Regions from separate parts of the Mus musculus genome. Here region 1 is linked to region 2. Evidence: chromatin contacts called from ENCODE POLR2A ChIA-PET data. All regions are on one chromosome and are shown on one strand. Each heading gives the region's core, a stretch centred on a gene start or an enhancer-like site at or near the end of the contact. The rest is flanking DNA. Distances are from core to core; before and after follow the strand shown.

Evidence for each region. ChIA-PET counts read pairs that join two places held with the same protein, here RNA polymerase II (POLR2A).
Region 1: POLR2A ChIA-PET joins it to region 2 with 11 read pairs in Patski. The contact joins the promoter of Pef1 here to the promoter of Col16a1 in region 2. POLR2A ChIA-PET finds 5 or more read pairs at or near these places in 4 of 5 experiments (Patski and embryonic stem cell).

The regions. Positions count from the first base shown.
Region 1 is chr4:130,106,138-130,108,837 of GRCm38, reverse strand. It overlaps Pef1 (penta-EF hand domain containing 1), which reads right to left and starts at 1,282. Exons shown (of 5, transcript NM_026441.4): 1 at 1,188-1,282. The coding sequence starts at 1,211. Gm40258 (a long non-coding RNA gene) reads left to right here and starts at 720. Exons shown (of 2, transcript XR_868200.3): 1 at 720-1,237.
Region 2 is chr4:130,046,372-130,049,264 of GRCm38, reverse strand. It overlaps Col16a1 (collagen, type XVI, alpha 1), which reads right to left and starts at 1,425. Exons shown (of 70, transcript NM_028266.5): 1 at 1,182-1,425. It overlaps Gm12963 (a long non-coding RNA gene), which reads left to right and starts at 843. Exons shown (of 6, transcript XR_003955360.1): 1 at 843-857; 2 at 1,339-1,603.

The DNA.
Region 1 (2,700 bases), core at 33-2,532, 60 kb before region 2:
GTTGATCCCCAAGACCCACATGATAGAGAAAAAAATAATTCCTGTGCATGTGCACATGTGTAGCCGCCCTCTCCCCACCCCCAACACACACACAAAGTAAATGTAAGAAATGCTATATAAACCACATAGGCCTTTAAATATCTTTTAGTCTGTGACTATGGCCAATCAAAGCTTGGTAATAACCCATTTGACTTTGCATTCCACTTTCCATACATGAGACTAATCTCTTAAACTACTCTGTGATCAGGACGATTATTTTGTCCAAATTATTTCGAAGTGAGGGGCCTGCTTTGAAAACTCCTACAAAGTGATGTTACACTTTACCGTATAGCATAGCATATGCCTACAGGAATCACATCGTTCTTCCTAATAACTCTGTGAGGGGTGGACTCTTACTACTTGGTCCATTTTATGAGAGGAAACTGGATCAGGAAAAAAAAAAAAAAAAAAAAAAGACTTAAAACTAATGCGGCAAAGATCTGGCTCCACTTTTAACTCAAAACTGCATTTGGCACCTCTATGTCACCTAATTCTGGCCACAAAATAAATCACACTGAAATGATGTTCCCGGCTGGTTCAAGGCAGGCTAGAAAGGAAGGAAGAAGCAGTTGCAGACAACCCAAGTTCTGACCTTGGCTCTGCTGCCTAACTACTTGGTAACTTAGATAAACTCCATATCTTCTCTGGGTTTCACTTTTCCTACGTGTGAAAGGACGCTGGACAACCGTGAGGGGTGTAATCTCACTTCTGGTACCTCCTACCACTGATTGTCCCGAGATTATTCGGTCGCAGGACGGTGCTGAGAGAGTCGGGCAACTTGTTTTTATCAAGTTACGCCCAGAAAGACTCCAAGGGAAAAAGAGCTCTAAACGCCTCGAGAGCACAGAGGACTCCGCCCCACGGAGACCTGAGTTAAGCACCCTGGTCCGGTTCAGCCCGGATCAATTCACAGCAAAACCCCCAAAGCCAGTTTTGCGCAATATAAACAACCCCTCGAGTGGTCCTATGTGACGTAAAACGAGCGCGACGGACTGGCCCTCCTGTTTCTCGCTCACACAGAGTCTTGTTGAAGTAAACCTCTGCGTGAAAAGGCTGCGGATCAAGTGGGGAGAAAGAGCCGAGGATGGAGAGTGGTACCGGATCTATAGACAAGCCCAAATATTGACGCAGGGGCCACTACAACTCACCTGTCCGTTTGGATAGCTGGCCATGGCGGTTATGACGTCACACAACTGTGGTAGGCGGAGTTTCCTGCTCCCAATGCCGCTCCTGGTTGGATTTTGGGGCGGGTCCGATTGTGATTGGACGGACAGGCTGTCAATCTTCCGGTCAACAAACGGAAGTCACAGGCGGTGAGCTGGTACCTTACAGAGGGCTGGGTAGGAGTGTCCGGAAGTGTTGTTGACCGTAGTGGCTCGTTTGTTTTTATTTTTCGTGACCTGCAGCGGACCTCGGGCCTGGCCAGCTGTAGTTATCTAATGGGGAGACTTGGTCAGTTGTTTCTGTGGTGGCCATATTATAACCTGGCAAGGCCATATTATAACCTGACGCATATTAGTTACGTCACTGTCGTGATCACTTTACTTCTAACGCCCAGGCGGTTGCCATGGCTACTGAGAACTTAAGCCTTTCCTGGAATGCAGGTGCCATTTAGAACGTGGGTACTAAACAGACCCGTGGACAGTGGAGAAAGGTCAGACCGCCAGAAGAGAAGGAAAATTAAGATGTCACGGTGCTCCTATCTTTATGTATGGGGAAACTGAGGCTCAGAAAGGCAATGACTTAGTTACCTAAACTCACAGTGAGTTCCTCAGCAAAGTACGGCCTAGAACTAGTGTCAGTAGATGACTAGGTCTCAACAAGGAGGTTTTATTCCCTCTGTAGGTCAAATCACAGTTCCTAAGTTACCAACTTTCCTGTACTTGGCTCTTGGGGTTTAGGTTCTAAACTTGGTTGCATGTTTATTTGATTAGTTACATTCCCACGTGGCCGGGCCTGGTGGCACATGCCTTTAGTCTCAGCAGGCAGAAGCAAGCATACATACATAGACAGTTCCAGTCTAGCCATGGCTGCATAATGAGGCTCTGTCTCAAACAACAACAGCAGCAGCAGCAACAACAAAAACTCTCATGTGGACAAGAATTGTGTTTGATTTGCTTATAATTGTATCCCCAGTATCTACAGTGCCAACACTATACTTTTTAAATAAAAAGTCCTGAGCTTTCAATCTAGCCAGGCACTTTCCACAGTCCCACTGCTGATCGTGGTACTGGCCATAGGACAGTCTGCAAAGCACGGTCCTCATCCTTACCTGCAGAGGAAGACAAGTCTGGTGATCCAGTTCCTTCGTGATCTGGCCCAGCCTTACCCACCAGCGCCCCGCTGGCTTATTTCTTTGCTCAGCTTCCCCCTCAGCACTGGCGTTAGTGAGCAGATCCTGTTGTTCGTTTTCTTTTTTAAACAGTTTCTAGCTGTGTGATCTTGAAGAAGTCATTTAACCTCTCTGAGTCACAGTTTTCTGGAATACAACTTAGGAAAATGCTAACTTAAAAATGAACTAGTCACAGCCTCTCACACTCAGGGTTACAACACTCATTCATAAAGACCAATGGCCTCTCACATCTACTCCTCCTGTCCCACCCTCTCTTTAACACCTCCCCCCATGGCTCCCAGCTCATTAGCCACTCCTCTCAGTCCCTC
Region 2 (2,893 bases), core at 176-2,675:
TTTCACGAATCCCAGGGCTGTGTTCTGCACTGGTGCATAGTGGCCCAGTACCTGGAGAGCTGTGCTCAGCTGAGCCCAGGTTAGCCCTGCCAGGCACCTACAAGGTCAGGGGCTGAAGACTGGACTGAGTCTCTTGGCAGAGATCACAGGGCTGTGTATGAGCCAAGAAAGCTTCCCCTTGTGTGTACAGGGGCAGGAGAGCAGGTCACCAGGGCTCAGGACCCCGTTGCCAACCTCTCCCGCTGATGGATGCTCGTCTTTTTGTTTTATTAAACCCTGATGGATGGGCCCAGATAAATCAATGCAGGCTCAGCAAGTGGCCAGCAGAGTCATATATCATCTGGCCCCTTCTAGGACAGGCAGATCATGAGCACACAAAGCCATGTGTATCAATACAATACACATAGGCTTATAGGCACATAGGTGCCGGGACTGTGCAATCAAACCTAGCTGCAGGCAAGCGAGCTAAGAGACATGAGAACTGATAAGCCCAGTTTACATACATGCTCCTGTCCAGAGCCAGACTATGAGCACCCTCCAGGAGGCTCTTCTGTTGGTACTTTCTTAGGCAAGTCAGATTTTGTACGGTGCCATGCTTACTTATCTCCCTTATTGCTGGATACAGAATAAAGGATGCCTTCACGCATGCGTGTGTGTGTGTGTGTGTGTGTGTGTGTGTGTGTGTGTGTGTGTATATATATATATATATATGAGGCTGGACTCTTGGGATGGATCTGTGCCCCCACCTCAGTCATCTCCCATCCTAGGGGTGTGCATCCCCCCCACTCTCCAACCCCAGCCTGACCTTCCCTTCCTGACAGCCAGTGGAAAGGTAGCCGACTATGAGCAGCATGTGGGTGCATGTGGAGGCGTGAACATAGAGATGGGCTCAACATGTTCACCACTCTGGCTCCTACTCCCAGGCCTCAGATTGAGTGAAGGGCTTGTAGGGATGAGCTAGAGAGATGCTTCCAAGGAGACCCCGCCCCCCTCAACACAGACACAGATGGAGGCAGAGACAGCAGGACCAGCATGGAGTTTCCAGATCACCCCACGGCAGAAAAAGAGCACTGAGGCCCTCAGAGAGGGCTAGCCACTTGCCCCAGGTCACATAGCGAGTCAGTAGCAGAATATGCCCTTTCAGCTCAGAGGGAGAAGCAGCCCAGTGCTGGCCCACTTACCAACGGCCCGCGGAGCCCTTCACTGAGCAATCCTGGCAGCCCTAAGGCTGCCAGCTATGGGAAGCAGGGCCAGGGGTCCACGGCCCACAGGAGGATCCTCGATCTCTCCCTGCCAGTCTGCGCTGACCCCAGCTTTTCCACGTCCTGAGTTCTCTAGACTGAGTGCAGCGCAGCGTGCGCGCACACTCACACGCCTGCTTGCAGGAACTGCCGGCCGCTCCTGGAGAGGGAAGAGGGCGGTTCCAGGGGGCTGGGGGCCTGCCAAGAGGCTAATGGAACACAGCTGGGCCGGCCCGCCAGGCTGGAGGAGGAGGGAGACCGCGAGGGTTCGGCGGCTGCGGAGGCACTGGCCATTGGCCTGCACCGCCGCGCTCCTGGCCTGGCCCTGCGCCCGGGCCCGCCCGTCCCGCTTCCCCAGCCAGGTGAGCCTGCGGGTGAGCGGAGCAAGGCGGGACCCTGCGTGCCCAGAGCTGCCCTGGAAGGGGCGCCTGCGGCTGGCTGGCTGGCGGGAGGGAGGCCAGGCTAGGCGCGCCCGGGACCTCCTTAGTGCCCCCCCTAATTTCCTTGGCTGAGACCCCAGAAAGCTGGAGAAGACTAGAGACCCCTCCTCCATAGTCGTGGAACCCGCGACGTGGCTGCTGACCAAGCCTCGGTGGTCAGCTTTTTCCAGTGCCTGGGCCTAGCATTCCTAGGCTGTAGAACCTCTGCTTGCACTGGGAGGAGGGGATAGAGCACCACTCCCCAACCCTGTGCTAAATTAACTCCTTCTGCTCTGTCCCCATTTCTACAGAAGTAGGGTCAGGGAGTCCTCTTGGACTCCAGAAGGTTGGAAAGACTCAGATCCCTACCCCCTGCCCCCTCCCTGCTCCCTGCTTTAAGAAGACTTTTTTTTAAATTAATTTATTTTGTATGTGTATGTGCGGAACGTGTACACAGGCATAGTTGTAAATGCCATGTTGTATGTGTGGACGCCAGAGAACAATTGATGGAGTTAGCTATCTCCTTTCACAATAGGGGTTCTGGGGGAATCCCGCTAAGGTGGTCAGTCTTGGTGGCCAGCACATTTACCTGCTAAGCCATCTCCATGGCCCTCAAACTTGGTTTTGTTCTCTTTTTAACTGGATATTGAGCCTAGAGTTTGCATATTCTAGGCTAATGCTCCCCCCCCTTGGTGGTATAGTGGTATGTGTGTGTGTGTGTGTGTGTGTGTGTGTGTGTGTGTGTGATGTGTAAATTTGTGCAGGTGTACACACACATGCTTGGTGGTGGCAGCCTGTTGCCTTTAATCTCATCACTCAGGAGGCAGAAGCAGGTGGATCTCTGTGAGTTGAGGACAGCCTACTCTACAAAGTGAGTTCCAGGACAGCCAGGGCTACACAGAGAAACCCTGTCTCAAAAACAAACAAATAAACAAACAAAAAAAACAACCAAACGAAAAACCCAAACCGCTCTGTTGCTCAGGCTGGCCTTGAGCTGGTCTGGGACAGAAGCAAACCTAGAACTTTCTATTTTTAAGATAGGTTCTCACTATGTAGCCCTGGCTGTCTTGGAACTCCCTTTGCAGACCAGGCTGGCCTTGAACTCACAGAGATTCCCCCTTGCTTAGAGAACGCTGGGACTAATGATGCACACCAGCACACCCAGCCAAGCCTAGATCTTTCAACCCTCTAGCCTCAGCCTCCTGGGTAGTCGGTGCCCAGCAGGCCTGGTTC